Regions from separate parts of the Homo sapiens genome. Here region 2 is linked to region 1. A link is an interaction called in ENCODE POLR2A ChIA-PET data of the cell type or tissue named here. Cell type or tissue: PC-3. All regions are shown on one strand. Each heading gives the region's core, and the rest is flanking DNA. Links, peaks and the distances in the headings are about the cores only.

Region 1 (7,471 bases), core at 1,884-5,883:
CGGTTGTTTCCTGCTTCTGATTTACCAAATAATGCCACATTGACCATCTTTGATGCACTTATTAATGCCTTGAGATACTTCTTATAAAATTGAATTTTGGGGTCCGTGGGGATGCACTCAATAGTTGTTTATTGTCCAGCTCCCAAAAATCTACCTGTGCCATCATGCAGGATTGGAGTGATGTGGATTTACATTAAATGTGAGTCCAAAATGTGGTCTGGCTCAAAGAATTTACTGTGATTGTGGGCTTAGTCATGGGATATATCCTGACCCTGAGATATGCAGATAATACCTAGGGTATTTATTTTAATCCTGGCTACCAGGCATTCAGAGAGGCTGGCTACCTGACTATGTGCTGAGGCAATGGCCAACATGGGACCCTGTGTGTTATGAGAGATAATTGAGGTACCCAAGGGATAGGTGCCTGTGAGAAGTCTGGAAAACTTGTGATTAACTTTCTTCAAGTAGTTGAAGAGCTGCCCTGTCAAGAGAAATTCGATTCACTTTGTATGGTTGTAAGGGCAGAATCAGCAGCAACGATTGGATGTTCCCGGAAGGCAAGATTCGGTTTAATGTAAGCAAGCCTTGTCTAACAGAACAGTCCGAAAATAGATTGGGTCTCCTCAGGAAACAGTGACTCCTCTTCTCTCGACATCCCTGGAGATGCTCCAGCAGGGGCCAGATGTCATTTGGATGAAGAGGTGTGGCATGTGCATGGAGGGAATTTATCATAAGTGTTTGATTTGGAGACCTCTGGGAAAATGACTGTGAGACTGTGAACTTGACATCACAGCTCTGATTATGACAGTTTACTGCGAAGCCAGATGAAAATATTCTGGCCGGGTGCTATGGCTCACACCTGTAATCCCAGCACTTTGGGAGGCTGAGGTGGGTGGATCACCTGAGATCAGAAGCTTGAGACCAGCCTGACCAACGTGGTGAAACCCCGTCTCTACTAAAAATACAGAAATTAGCTGGTCATGGTGGCATGTGCCTGTAATCTCAGCTACGCGGGAGGCTGAGGCAGGAGAATCACTTGAACCCAGGAGACAGAGGTTGCAGTGAGCTGAGATCTCCTCCAGCCTGGGCAACAGAGTGAGACTCCATCTCAAAAAAAAAAAAAAATTAAAACTTTTATTCTTTTTGCAAACACCAGTCTTTGAATTGTTTCTTAGAACAAGGAAGTAACTATTGAACCTTCTAATCTTACACTTTCTACACTGAGATCATTGTTGATAAGAGTTTTGATTTCAGCTGATCTTTGACATTCAGTTCAGTTATTGGCGTAGCTGTGTGAGGAGGTGGGCTTTCTCAGTTGTTTTTGTTTTCCTTGTATTTTATGCTGTTTTCCAACCATGGGTCTTTCAGATTTTAAGATGCTCCCAAATGGTCAAGATAAAGGGTTGGTTTTCACATACTAATGATTTATGTAGCCTTTTTATCTTTTTTTCTTCTTTTCTTTTTTGTAGAGATGAGGTCTCGCTATGTTGCTCAGGCTGGTCTTGAACTCTTGAGCTCAAGCAATGCTCCCACCTCTGCCTTCAGAAGTACTGGGATTATAGGTGTGAGCCCCATACCTGGCCTATCTTTTTTTTTTTTTTAATTTGAATATTGCTTTCAACTTTTTAAAAGCTGAACCATACTTGCAATGTTTCTGAATATTGCCTATGTTAACTTTTCCACTTAAGAAATAATTCATATTTTAATAATTATGTCTTAAATTTTTTAACTTATATTTTCCTTTTATTGGTATTGATACACTGAGATGAGAAAAAATAACAAGAAGGACGACAAACAAAATCCATAAGTATCTGTCGGAAAAATACTCATTTAATTTTAATGTTTCTTAAGTATAGCTGATAAAATAATAGCCTGACCTCTTGCCCTGCATAGCATGGTCTGGCAAACAGCAGAAGGGCCCCCGGAAGCTGGTTGGAAATTCAGGCTCCAGCTCCTCCCCAGGGCCACTGCATCAGGACCTGCATTTGAAAAGTTGAGCTTCCTCCCCGGTGGCATGCTGCAGAACCTGTGGGTCATAGTCATCATCGCACCTTTTTGGTTTTGGTTTTCTAGCAGCCATGAAAAAGTACCTGGCGTTGTGCCTGGGCTTTTTTTTTTTTTTTTTAACAGGCATGAGCCCGTTTAATCCCTAGGACAACCCTCTAGAGGAGGTGTTATTAGAGGCTCAGAAAAGTTGTCACTGGGCCTGCCAAAGGTGTCACTGAATGATGCTTTCTGGAGTCTGTGTGTCCGAAGCCTGAGACAAGAAAATTGAGGTGCAGCTCCAACTTGTACACACTGTGCTTCTTGGCCAGCTGGATGCCTCAGGAGAACTGCAGAGGCTGCATTAGCCCCAGCAGCGGGAGGCAGCTCCGTCTACAGCCTCTGACCATTCATGGTCCACTTGCAGCCTGGTATAAAGGCCCCAGGACGAAGTCAATCCTGACAAACCCTAGGAGGCCACACATCTCATCTGTAAGCAGGGCTTCCGGAAGCGTTGATTAGAAAAGAAGTTCAGAGGCCTAGACACACACACTTCTCAGGGGTCACCTGCATCCACGTAGGCTATGTGTGTATAGCTTCCATTTTTTTGAAGGAAATCATTTGAAAGAATAGATATTTATTAGAAACCAGGTTTGATCTGTTTGTGATGCCTTTATGACATACTGTTTTCTTGGATTCTACTTGACGGGAAATAAAGTCGATGCTAAGCAGTGATCTTCAGTCATTAAATAATATTTCTGTTTTCCTGCATAATTTCCTCTTGTGTTCTTAGATAAGACTAAGCCTGTTTTTGTCATACTGTTTGCACATCTGAAAATGACAACTTGTTTGCCAGTAGTAAACTCACAGCCTGGAAAATGATAGGATCCCAAGTTTCCCCAAAAATGTGAGGTACAGTCAAGCAGGCTGGGGAAAAAAAAATACAGAGGTTATCATTATGTTTATATAAAAAATATACCACTTAGCAAAAGAAATTCTGATAAAGCAAAATTAGTGAAATAATTAGGATCAATTTCTGTACGTTCATCTACCTACTTTGCACTTGGATGGAAGTCCTAGATTGGGTCTTAAAAGGAGGGAACATTCTAGAACCCACCAACCCTTCCTGATACTGTCACAAGATTTTTTTCCCTTAATTCTTTTAAAATCAGGGCCACATTTCAACTCCCTGCCCGCTGCCATTTGATGATATTTTTGTTTCTCTTTAGGTATCGTCCTATTTTCTTTTTCTTTACCACTGACATCGGCTTATTTCATATGAATAATATATTAAATACATATGCATTTAAAATATTGTTTTGATTTGTTTGCGAATTGTTTCTCTTAAAGGGTCTATCTGGGGAAATGAGTAATTTTTCATATCCTGTTCTTGCAGGAAGAATTTTAAATCGTTTCTCCAAAGACATTGGACACTTGGATGATTTGCTGCCGCTGACGTTTTTAGATTTCATCCAGGTAACGTTGAGAGTAATGTCAGGATCTCAAATGGAAAACGGAAGTTCCTATTTTTTCAAGCCCTTTTCATGGGGTCTGGGGGTGGGACTCTCGGCCTGGCTGTGTGTAATGTTAACTTAATAAAGGGCCATGTTTGTAAAAGAAAGGTGCGGTTATAACTCAGAGGCTAAGTTGGCATGAGTAATACCTTGTGTGTGGGAGTGGCTATACAGTCGCGTCAGGGTTAGTTTGAAGCAGCTTCGTGCTTGGTAAGTGGCTCTCCGTCTGCCTCTAGGTATCTGGCGTGGATTTTGCTTTACTGTGAACACATTTCATAATACAGAAACAATCACCTCTCACGGAAAGATAGCCTAGATTAACTAAATTATGCATTGTATTACCACAAAGGGCAAATACTTAGGCACTTTTTTTTTTTTTTTGGATAGAACCAGGTGTGGTTACTTACAAAGAAAAGATTAGTAATAATAAGGTGAAAATAATACTTTATTAACAAGGACAATAGAGAGCAGTTATTGCGGATACAAAGCCTTTAAAGGCAAGGATATCTAAGCCAATTTGAGTACAGGATCAAAGTCAACTCAGAAAATGTCTTTTTTGTTTTCACACGTTGATTGCTCTAAGTCTTAAGCTGTCTTTAAAAAAAAAAAACCAACAATCCTACAGAAATACCTTCTGTAAAACTTTTCTTTTGTTTGTGAACTTGAGGCTCTAAAAAATAATATTGGGTCATCTCTCATCTCCTTATTCAGTACTGTTGCTCATGTGGTTTGGTTTTATTTTATTTTTTCCTATTGTTTAATTTTGTCTACTTGTCAGTGGTTCAAGCTGGGGCACTTTTTTTTTCCCAAGTGTTTATTTTGGAAATGCATCTATTAAAAGCTATACATATTCCAAAATCTCAGCTGCTGTTGCTAACACTTTATGAAATTTGAACCTCTGTGACTTTTTCTAAGTGCCAACTTAGAATAGTTGTAATCATTAGCTGAATTTAAAGCCATTAAATAGAAATACTACAGTTGGGGTCTGCAATTTTGGCTTGATCCTGTGATCCCCCTACCCCTGCTTTTTTCTCAATGCTCAGATGCTTTAGATCTCCTCTGGAGCCACAGTTATAAAGGAAGCAAAATTACTTAATTTGGAAAATTAGCTATGTAAGAAAAATCAGTCATAGGCTTGAAATGCTTATAGGAATTCCTGTTTGTCACACAGCAAGGCAGCAAATGAGCATGTGACTGCAAACAGTATAGCCCATGGGCGAAGGCATCCACTGTTTATGGAGGTGAAGTAAGCTGAGACTCACAGGTGGATTATTTTTACTGCAAACAAGGACCTCTGATTTTTTTTTTTCTTTTGCAAACATTTTTAAAATGTGCCCTCCTGGGTTTAGCTATATTATTTATCCCTCAGAAGCCATCACTAAAACAGTTGCCCCGTTTACATAGAATGCAGATTATTGTCTGTACACGTTTTGACAGGGATTGTTAATTACTTCAAGAAGATTTTGTGAAAGTTTCTGTTTCTTTGCAACAGGAAGCTAGGCAAAGGTTGAGTTTCCGAAGCTGGCTGGCCCACTATGTGCTTAGCAGAGTGAGCGGTCGTAATTAGTATCCCTTATGTGCTTTGTCTCACATATGGAGGGAGAGGGATGGATGCTACTTGATGTCAATATAAAACATTTCTTAGAAGCATGAGGAGGGAAAATTCTAGTCTCGTTGTACTTCTATTTAACCAGAGAGACAAGGGCGTTTGTTATTATCCACTCACATAATCTTGGTAAACTTAATGTTGTGGAATCCTACTGGCCCCAATTAGCTGATTTCTTGAATCTACAGCGAAGGTTAAATCCTAATGTTATTGTCTCCAAGAAAGGAGTTTTATCTAAAGGATAACTTAGTTATCAATTATGATAAAGATCTATTGTCACTTGTTTTGTTTGCAGGTGTCTTTAATAAGGCTTCCCATAATCCCTTCAGGAAGAAATATTTTCTCCTTTTAAAAATAGTATTAGCTAAATATAAAAGCTCTGGTCCCTGCCATTGTTGTTGATTCTTTGAGGGACATTTCCCAACATTCATTGTTTAAATGGTTGTCAGGAAGAATCAAGTGAAACGTGGTAAACAATGCAGTAACTGGTTCATCTTACTTTGTGTGCCGAGCCTTTCTCCCGGGGATTTGCATTCGATGAGTGGGCTTTTGACTGAGGTATCGCCAGGATCATTTTAAAGTATTTGGGCCTGTTGCTATATTAGGAAGTGAAAATTTTTATTAAAGCCACCCACCCAAAAAAATGCATTTAACCTGCCCTCAAATAAAGGCCAACAAAAATCTAAATGTAATTTTTTTTTTTTTTTTTTAAGTTGCCTAGGCCTCTCTGTAAGGATGAAAACAGCCCAGTGCTGTTCTGGGACTCTTAATGGAATCATGTAAACTTAAAATAAACACTATTATGGTAAGCACATAGAATGAAAACTAATTTTCCAAATCAAATACATTATATTCAATTCATTTTCCCCAATCAACCAAATGTTTAAAACCTGTTAGTTATAACAGCAATCTTCTGGAAATTAATTAGAAGCCTATTAGCTCTGCTAGCTGAGCCGAATGAAGGGGGTTGCTCGGTACATTTCTAAGTAGTCTCCTGAATTAAAGCAAAGCAAGGTCAAAATGACAGTTAGCTTTGTTCACCTCATGGCTTTGCTTAAAGTCGTTGATCTTTTAGGGGGGAAGGAGGGAGGTGTTTTGTTTTGCAAAGGAAATTTTGTCTACTTTGACTCAGTTCTGTGATACATTTTTAAAATTTATTTCTAGAGCCAGTGGGGTGAGCCATACAGGAAGCCTGATGTTATCTGTGTGGATAGTAGCCTTCTCCATTGCATGGGCATCTGAAATGGAGTTGAATTTTAGGCCTCGTCTACCGCATCAATTCTTCTACAGGGTTTATTTAGCCCCTTTCAAAATTCAGATAGTAGGAAATTTCCTGGATGACTTTGTGTTTAACATCCTTAGCAAAACATGCTTCGGACACTGGGGCCCTGGGTTTTGTGGCTGTCATCAGGTTCTATGGGTAATAAACATGCTGCTGACATCACGGGCCCTGGGTTTTGATGGCTCTCGTTAGGTTCAATAGGTAATAATCACAGTGACTAGCAGTTCCTCCTAAGCCCAGAGAAACTCACAGAAAGTGAGGCCTTCTCAACCCAGCAGCTGAGATTGACTGAAACAATTGAGTTTAAAAAAACTGGAAATTTCTTTGTCAAGATGTTACCCTTGGTGTTATCTAGCTGACTGATCGACAGGGGAACTACGTATCATCAGAACCAACTACGGATGGTATTCTTGAGCCAGAAAGAACTTTGGCAGGATGTATAGTAACAAATAGAATGAAGATTAAAATCCACAGAAAAGTTAGGTATCTTCATAAAAAGGGAGTTGAAATTCTACACTTACCAGAACATTCAGACTAAGACTGTCGAGTTGTTATTCTTACTAAAGCTGAGATTTAAAATCAAATAGCTATAGAAATAAATAATGTAGTTGCATTTATCCATGTGACTTTCTTTTTTTTTTTTTTGAGATGGTCTCACTCTGTTACCCAGGCTGGAGTGCAATGGTGCGATCTCAGCTCACTGCAACCTTTGCCCCCCAGGTTCAAACGATTTTCATGCCTCAGCCTCCTGAGTAGCTGTGATTACAGATGACCACCACCACTCTAAGCTAATTTTTGTATTTTTAGTAGAGACAGGGTTTTGCCATGTTGCTCAGGCTGGTCTCGAACTCCTAACCTCAGGTGATCCACCCACCTCGGCCTCCCAAAGTGGTGGGATTACAGGCATGAGCCACTGCACCTGGCCTCATGTGACCTTTTTAATCCAGAGCATTCATGTTTGATTACGTTTTCTGTATGATGGTGATCGTTTTATTGGTTTTGTAAGTAGGAGTCTGGAACTGTGGACCATTGGGTCAGAACTGAACTGTTTCCAATTGAGTTTGCCAAAGACTGGAGGGGTAGATC
Region 2 (7,471 bases), core at 1,687-5,686, 460 kb after region 1:
CTTCTGCTTCCTTCAAGGCCCCTGTGGACACCCAAGGGAGGCTGTAACTGAGCTGAAGCCATCTGAATATTTTAAGCTCAGAACATGGAGACAGGGAGAGATTTCCAAACCCGAAGGCTAACTTCTTTTCCTTTGACCACGTTGCCAGTCACATTCCTCTTCTGGAGTATGTAGTTTTGGAATCTAGCACTTCCATTCATCATGGAAGGGGCTATACAGTTTTCCCCCTTAATAGCTCACATGGAAACACTATCAAGATTTCTTACATTACTGGAATATTAAAGAATATTAGATATGTACTAAATGTGCATCTACAAAAAATAGTGCAAAATAATCCTAAAGCCCTAAATCCTGACCTGCAAGAAGCTTATGTTAGAAAAAAGTAACATCAAAATGAATCCATTGCCAACCTCTGCACTTCAGCCTTGAAAACTTCCAGACCTTTCAGTCCTGTTTTCTTCCACATATTTAGACTATTTCCTTCAAAATCACTTGGATATGACTTCATTTCCTTCCTTTCAGTTTCTGCAATCTCCATCCTGGTCCACAAAATCATCATTTCTTGCTACAAATATCTCTAGGAGCCCTAGTACCTACTTTTATTTATGGATTAATTAATCTTAAACCCAGTGGCAAGAAATTTTTCCCTAACCATGCAACTTTCCTTCTTAGAAATCTGCTCTAGTTCCCAATTACATAATCATGAAACTTAATCTCCTTAGCTTTTAGGATCCCTAAAATGACCAGCCTTTTCAATCAATCAGTTAGTAATGTAATTGTCATTTCCTCTATCTGCTAGCTTTCCTTTCCCACCCTAGTTAGTTAAACCTGTTTGTACTTCCTTGAACCACCACTTGGGATTTTGCACATACTCAGACCTCTCCTGCGTAGGCAGATCAACCCTGAAGCTAACAAATCTTAAGCTTCAGGGCCTTGCTTGCACCAGCTAAGACCTTATGCCTAACTTTGCATTTGTTTTCTTAAGGAGGACCCTTATATAAATTGTATAAGCTTCACTTCCCACAAAATCAAGATCCACTCCAGGCTTTCTCCTTTATTATTTCACCTAGGTGTGGACATCTACTCAGTTCAGAATGTTCTTAGGATATACACACATGCCTGTTCATTCTCTCTCTCTCTCTCTCTCTCTGAACTATGTATTGCACTTGTGTCTGTTATCAGTTTTAGGAGCCTGAGGGTTTTCCTCCCTCCAATTGTGCTATCTTTCCCATTAGATGATATCATAAGCCATTCTAAAGTAGGGACTATTTCTTATTTATATTCTGTAAGAGTACTGAGTACCAGAATATAAGAGCATTGGTTTAATATTTTAACATATTGAACAAACATGTTTACCAACTGCTTCTTGAGGAAGCTTGAAAATGGTTTACTTATAAGTGTCTATTTTAAAAATTATTAGAGGCTAAACCTATAATTTCACAATAGCAAGATCATTCAAATAGAAATCAAAACAAACATTCATAGAACATGTTCATTGCTGTATCTTTAACCCTAGCATGGGCGGGTAATAAATACTTTTTGAGGCCACATGCAGTGGTTTATACCTGTTATTCCAGCGTTTTGGGAGGCTGAGGTGGGAAGATTGCTCGAGCCCAAGAGTTTGAGACATGCCTGGCCAACAAGGTGAAACCCCATCCCCACTAAAAAAAAAATACAAAAATTAGCAGGGCCTGGTGGCAGGCACCTGTAATCCCAGCTACTTGGGAGGCTGAGGCAGGAGAATCGCTTGAACCTGGGAGGTGGAGGTTGCAGTGAGCCCAGATCACACCACTGCACTCCAGCCTGGGCAATAGAGCGAGACTTCATCTTGAAAAACAACCAACCAAACAAACAAACAAATAAACTTTTTGAATAAATTATACATAAGTCAGGACTTGGAGTGAGAACAGAGAGACTTTCTCATTGGTTTATGTAACTGAAAAGCCAGAGGCTTTCACTGGCTCCCGGCACAGCTGGATCCAGAAATCAGTCTCTTCCCCCATTTGGTGCTTCTTTCTTCTGCATTGAATTCACCCTCAGGCAGGTCTACTTCATGCAGTTGCATGATGACCTTCAGCACCTCTAAGCATCCTATTGGTTCAGAAGCCACAGAATAAAAAATCAAAACAAAACTTTCCCAAAATTTCCAACAAAAGTTGCAAAATTGAGTCTCACTGGGCTGACCTTAGGCACAACCTAAGTCATGTGTCCCTGCTGACCTGTGCTTAGAATAGACATGCAACTTTGGGGATGGGGAGGGGAGTGAACCTCATTGAGACTATGGATTGAGAGAGTGGTTAGAGGTGATTCTCTAGAGGGAAATTGAGATGCTGCTTCCAAAAGAAGGGAACAGATGCTGGGTAGGCAAAAATGGCCATACCTGCCTCCTGGCCCTCACGTAGCTTTTGATCTAGTTGGAGAGGAAAAGACAAACGCCTGAAAAACTAAATAACAATATAAATAGATACGTAATAGATATGTAAGTAGTATTGCACAGCAAACAAATGGTGCACTCACATGTGTGAGTAGGAATGAGATCATCCTGAAGAAGTCCTTAAAAACGAATTCTAAAAAGCACCTATATAAAGTATCTTTGTCATTCTAGGCCACTTCCATTTCTTTACAGAAAAAAATGACGAATACTTAAAAAGAAACAAAAATTTCTATAAATTGATGGTTGGGGTATAATTTGGTAGAACCACTGTAGAAAATAGTTGGGGATTACCTCGTAAGGTTGAATATATGTGTCGTCTGTGACCCAGTGGCCCCACCCGTCAGTGTATGTCTTAGAGAATTGCTTTCATAAGTGTACAAGAATATCCAATGTCTTTATCATCAGCACTGAACATAGTCACAAGCCAGAGGTTGCGCCAGACATGCACAGCTGTGTCATTAGCCACTGTGTTCCATGCATTGGCAACAGCATATACAGCATCCTTCACACTAAACTCCTTTTGAAAACCTTCCACACCCACTTCTTTTCACTGCTTCTAGCATGCTATTCAATAAAGTGTTTTTGTATTTACTCCTCATTCACCTAAGCATACCCTGGTTTCATGGCTGAATTAATGCAGTCACATATGGGGGAAAGTACATGGCATAGACATTATTTCTGAGAATTTCAGCTGGAGAATGAGATTATTTGTCAAGGAACAACAAAATCTTGCAGTCACCATCCAGTCCAGCCTCCCTGCGGTGAGCACAAGCTACTGGCAAAAAATGTTTGTGAAACCAAAAAGAAAAAAAAAAAAAAAAGTCCCTGGTGACTCATACCTTTCTGTAAGCATACTAATGGACTGGTAAGAAATTCACTCCTTGAAAACAGCAAGGATGCAAGTATTTTACTATTACAGCAAGTTTACATTTATGCATGCCTGCTGCATTAACACATCCCAGCACATTTGTTCTGTCCTTGGCCTTCTTAATCCTGTAAGGGCTGTCTCATCAGCTGTAGTCAGTGTCTTTCTGGGGCAATAAAATTGAAACAGTGATGTTTCATCAGCATTACAGACTTGTTCAGCATCAGGTTTTCATCAGTGATGACCTTGGCAAACTCATCAATGAATTTCTTATTTTTATTTATTATTGTTTTTTAATTTATTATTTATTTTTATTTATTTCTCACTTTGTCATCCAGGCTGGAGTACAGTGGCATGAATACAGCTCACTGCAGCCTCAGCCCTCTGGGTTCAAGTGATCCTCCCAACACAGCCTTCCAGTTAGCTAAGAAGATGAGTGCCTGCCACCATGCCCAGCTGATTTCTTAAAATTATTTTTTGTAGAGACAGGTTCTTGCCATGTTGCCTAGGCTGGCCTCGAACTCCTAGGCTCAAGCAATCTTCCCACCTTGGCCTCCCAAAGTTCTGGAATTACAGGCATAAACCACAATGCCCAGCCCATGCATCAGGGAATATCTTTGCTGCTTCATCAGCAGCAGATGCTTTATCACCACAAATATTTAAATGTTTAATGCTGTGTCTTTTCTTATATCTGCAACCAGCCTATTGAATATTCACAAATCCCTTCAATTTTCAGTTCATCATGATAGATATTTGCTTGTTTCATGATCAGCATACCAATAAGTGGCATGTGTCCACCATAATGCAGACAGATCCACACTTTCAATACACCATCAAGATCTTCATTTTTAGTTTTAGGCAGTTTCTCTATTTTTCAATTTCTGTTCATCATTTTCAACACAGAACTTCAACAGTTCATCCTTCTGTTTCTTCAGGTCCTATATAGTGGTCACTCCAATATCATACTCTCCTGTAAGATGCTTCTCACTTACACAGCTGTCCAGTTTCTCCAACATCTTGACTGTCTATGCTACAGATAAACATAAATGCTTTTTCTTATCACTGTTACCCAGAGGGATTCTGCAGGCCTTTTTTTTTTTTTAGCACTTTCAACAATATCTTTACACTGTAGAACACAGAATAAGTTAAAAAAACAGGCCAGGCATGGTGGCTCACATCTGTAATCCCTGCACTTTGGGAGGCCAAGGTGGGCGGATCACCTGAGGTCAGGAGTTCAAGACCAGCCTGACCAACATGGAGAAACCCTGTCTCTACTAAAAATAAAAAATTAGCCGGGCATCGTGGTACATGCTTCTAATCCCAGCTACTTGGGAGGCTGAGGCAGGAGAATCACTTGAACCCGGGAGGTGGAGGTTGTGGTGAGCCGAGATTGCGCCATTGCCCTCCAGCCTGGGCAACAAGAGTGAAACTCCACCTCAAAAAAAATAAAACAAAACCAAAAACAGAGTGAGTAACGCACATAGGTCGTGGCCCCAAGTGGGGCATCATGGGGAACCTGCCCATGGAGCATCCACCCTGCACATATACCATTTTATTACCCTTTGTGGGTGTGTTTGCATGGGGGAATTTCAGTGTGTGTTAAAAAGATACATCACAGCTGAAAGAGGGTGGGAGGGTCTTTTTCCTTTGGGGACACTGAGTAAATTCTATGTGTGGCCTTTGTTTTGACTGCAACCTGTCACATGAGGCCCAATGTGGAATTTTTTACTTGTGGTGTCACATTGGCACACAAAAAGTTTTGGATTTAGGAGCATTTGGAATTTTGGGTTTTTGGATTAGGGATGCTCAACTTGTAGTATATTCATACAATGAAATACTGTACAGTGGTGAAAAATGAAAGAACTACAGAGACACACAACAACAAAATGTATCTTGAAAACCTGACTGAAGAAGTCACATCCAGTATAACACCATTTTTACAAAGCTCAAAACCATGAAAAATGAAACAATATGTTGTGTAGGGGTATTGTTGTCTCTATATAAAATATTACACAATAAAAGGTTTTAAGTGCCTTCAGTCATAGCTTCAGGAGTCAAAAAAGGTAAAAATAAAAAAGAAAAAATCCATAAACTCCTATATTTGTGCTTCCTGAAAAATTTGTTTATGGATTATTTTCTTCGAAAGGAAAAAATCCTCTCAGTTTTGTTATCCATTTAATATATTTTTAAAAAGTGATTGTAGAGAATTTTTAATCTATAACAGTAGACAGAGTAGAACAGCAAAGCCCCATGTACTTATCACCTAGCTCTAGCAGATATTAACCCATGGTAGTTCTTCCCCATCTACACCTCCATCGACTATCCCTACCCTGTGTATTAAGTTGAAGCAAATATCCATGCATCATCATTTCATAATGACACTCATCCATACACATTTCAGTATATAGCTCCAAAAGTGACACTCTTAAGAAACCCACAATATCATTCTTACACTTTTTGAAAGCCACAATTCCTGGCTGGGCGCGGTCGCTCATGCCTGTAAACCCAGCACTTTCTCAGGCTGAGGAGAGCAGATCAACTGAGGTCGGGAGTTCAAAACAAGCCCGGCCAACATGGTAAAACCCCTTCTCTACTAAAAATACAAAAGTTAGCCAGGTGTGGTGGCACTCGCCTGTAGTCCCAGCTACTCGGGAGGCCGAGGCAGGAGAATCACTTGAATCCAGGAGGTGGAGATTTCAGTGAGCCAAGATCGAACCGCTGCGTGCCAGTCTGTGTGAGAGAGTAAGACTCTGTCGCAAAAATAAATAAATAAAAAGCCACAATTCCTTAACATCATAAAAAATACCTAGAATTCAAATTTGCAATTATCTCTTTTATGTCAAAAAGTTGTTTTGGTAGGGTTTTTTTGTTTTTAGTTTTTGTTTTTGAGACAGAGTCTCACTCTGTCGCCCAGGCTGGAGGGCAGTGGCACAATCTTGGCTCACTGCCACTCCGCCTCCCGGGTTCAAGCGATTCTCCCGCCTCAGCCTCTGGAGTAGCTGGGACTACAGGCATGCCCCACCACATCTGGCTAATTTTTGTATTTTTAGTAGAGACAGGGTTTCACCATGTTGGCCAGGCCGGTCTCAAACTCCCGACCTCAAGTGATCCACCTGCCTCCGCCTCCCAAAGTGCTGGGATTACAGGCATGAGCCACCGCACCCGGGTGTTTTGGTAGTTTTTTAAAAGCAAGATTCAAATAAGGGACACTTTTTCTTTTTTTTTTTTTTTTTGTTTGGTCTAGTTGATATGTCTGTTGTGTCTTTATTGTTTTATTTTGCTTTTCTGTAGTCATCTTCCATTTCTTTTTTCTTTGCAATTTTTTTTAATTGAACAATCTAAGTTGTTTTGTCCTGTAGAGTTTCTCTTCTTCTGCATTTTGCTGATTGCATCTTCTGATAAGTCTATCCTGTTCCTTTGTCTTCTGTTTTTCTAGGAAATTGAACATTGGATCTAGAGACTTGATCAAGTTCAGGCTGTATTCTTTGACAAGCCCACTTTGTTGGGTGGTTGTATCCTTGTATCAAAAAGCACATGATCTTTGGTTATTTTTGTGATGTTAGCAGGCACTGATGTTGAATGCGTAGATCCATTCATTATTTGGAGTTGCAAAACAGGAATAGTTTCTTGTCCCATCCCTTCTTCATTTATTAGCTGAAATACTTGTATAAAGAGAAATGTCTGCTCATTCACTAGTACAGTTTATGCACGGAAGGCATGATAAATGTTTGATTATTTTTCCCTTTATCAATCTTCAAAATTATGATTTGGTTTCCTTCAGTGACTATCATTTTTGGTATCATTATGAACTAATGTATTTAACATGTTTGATGCATTTCAATTCATTGCAGTAATTATTCTTGTCCTTCATTCTTTTTTTTTTCTGTATTATTTTTTATCCAGTGGAAGCAGTTACTATTTTTACTGATGCTGAAGTTCCCGCATTTTTGGTTATTGGGAGCCTTTTCAAACTGACCCCTAAGTCCATTAGACAAGATCCCAGTAATCTTTGATTATGTCCTTTCTTTCTGGTTTGACAAGATGTTCTGGCATCATCTTATAAATTTCCTGCTCCAAACCTGTGATACATGCAGCTGGCATCCTAGGTGCTAGAGGTGCTCACTGTTATGGGGCTCACCATTGTTTCTTGGTTTTTGCAGTGGACGGCACTA

What was found. Peaks named below come from ENCODE experiments on the same cell type or tissue, not always from the same donor. Only the 100,000 strongest peaks of a DNase experiment are listed, where the experiment ranks them.
Region 2: POLR2A ChIA-PET joins it to region 1 with 15 read pairs; 1 of 35 experiments calls an interaction of 5 or more read pairs at or near these places.

The regions. Positions count from the first base shown.
Region 1 is chr13:95,111,910-95,119,380 of GRCh38, reverse strand. It overlaps ABCC4 (ATP binding cassette subfamily C member 4 (PEL blood group)), which reads left to right. Exons shown (of 31, transcript NM_005845.5): 20 at 3,380-3,459. Among named protein-coding and RNA genes, the nearest start is that of SNORD13G, 95 kb to the left of the region's middle. In PC-3, for the core only: no CTCF peak of the experiment used is centred there; DNase peaks (open chromatin) are centred at 2,050 and 3,580; H3K4me3 peaks cover 1,364 bases; H3K27ac peaks cover 4,000 bases.
Region 2 is chr13:94,652,793-94,660,263 of GRCh38, reverse strand. No RefSeq gene overlaps it. Among named protein-coding and RNA genes, the nearest start is that of LINC00391, 52 kb to the left of the region's middle. In PC-3, for the core only: no CTCF peak of the experiment used is centred there; a DNase peak (open chromatin) is centred at 3,313; H3K4me3 peaks cover 582 bases; H3K27ac peaks cover 1,658 bases.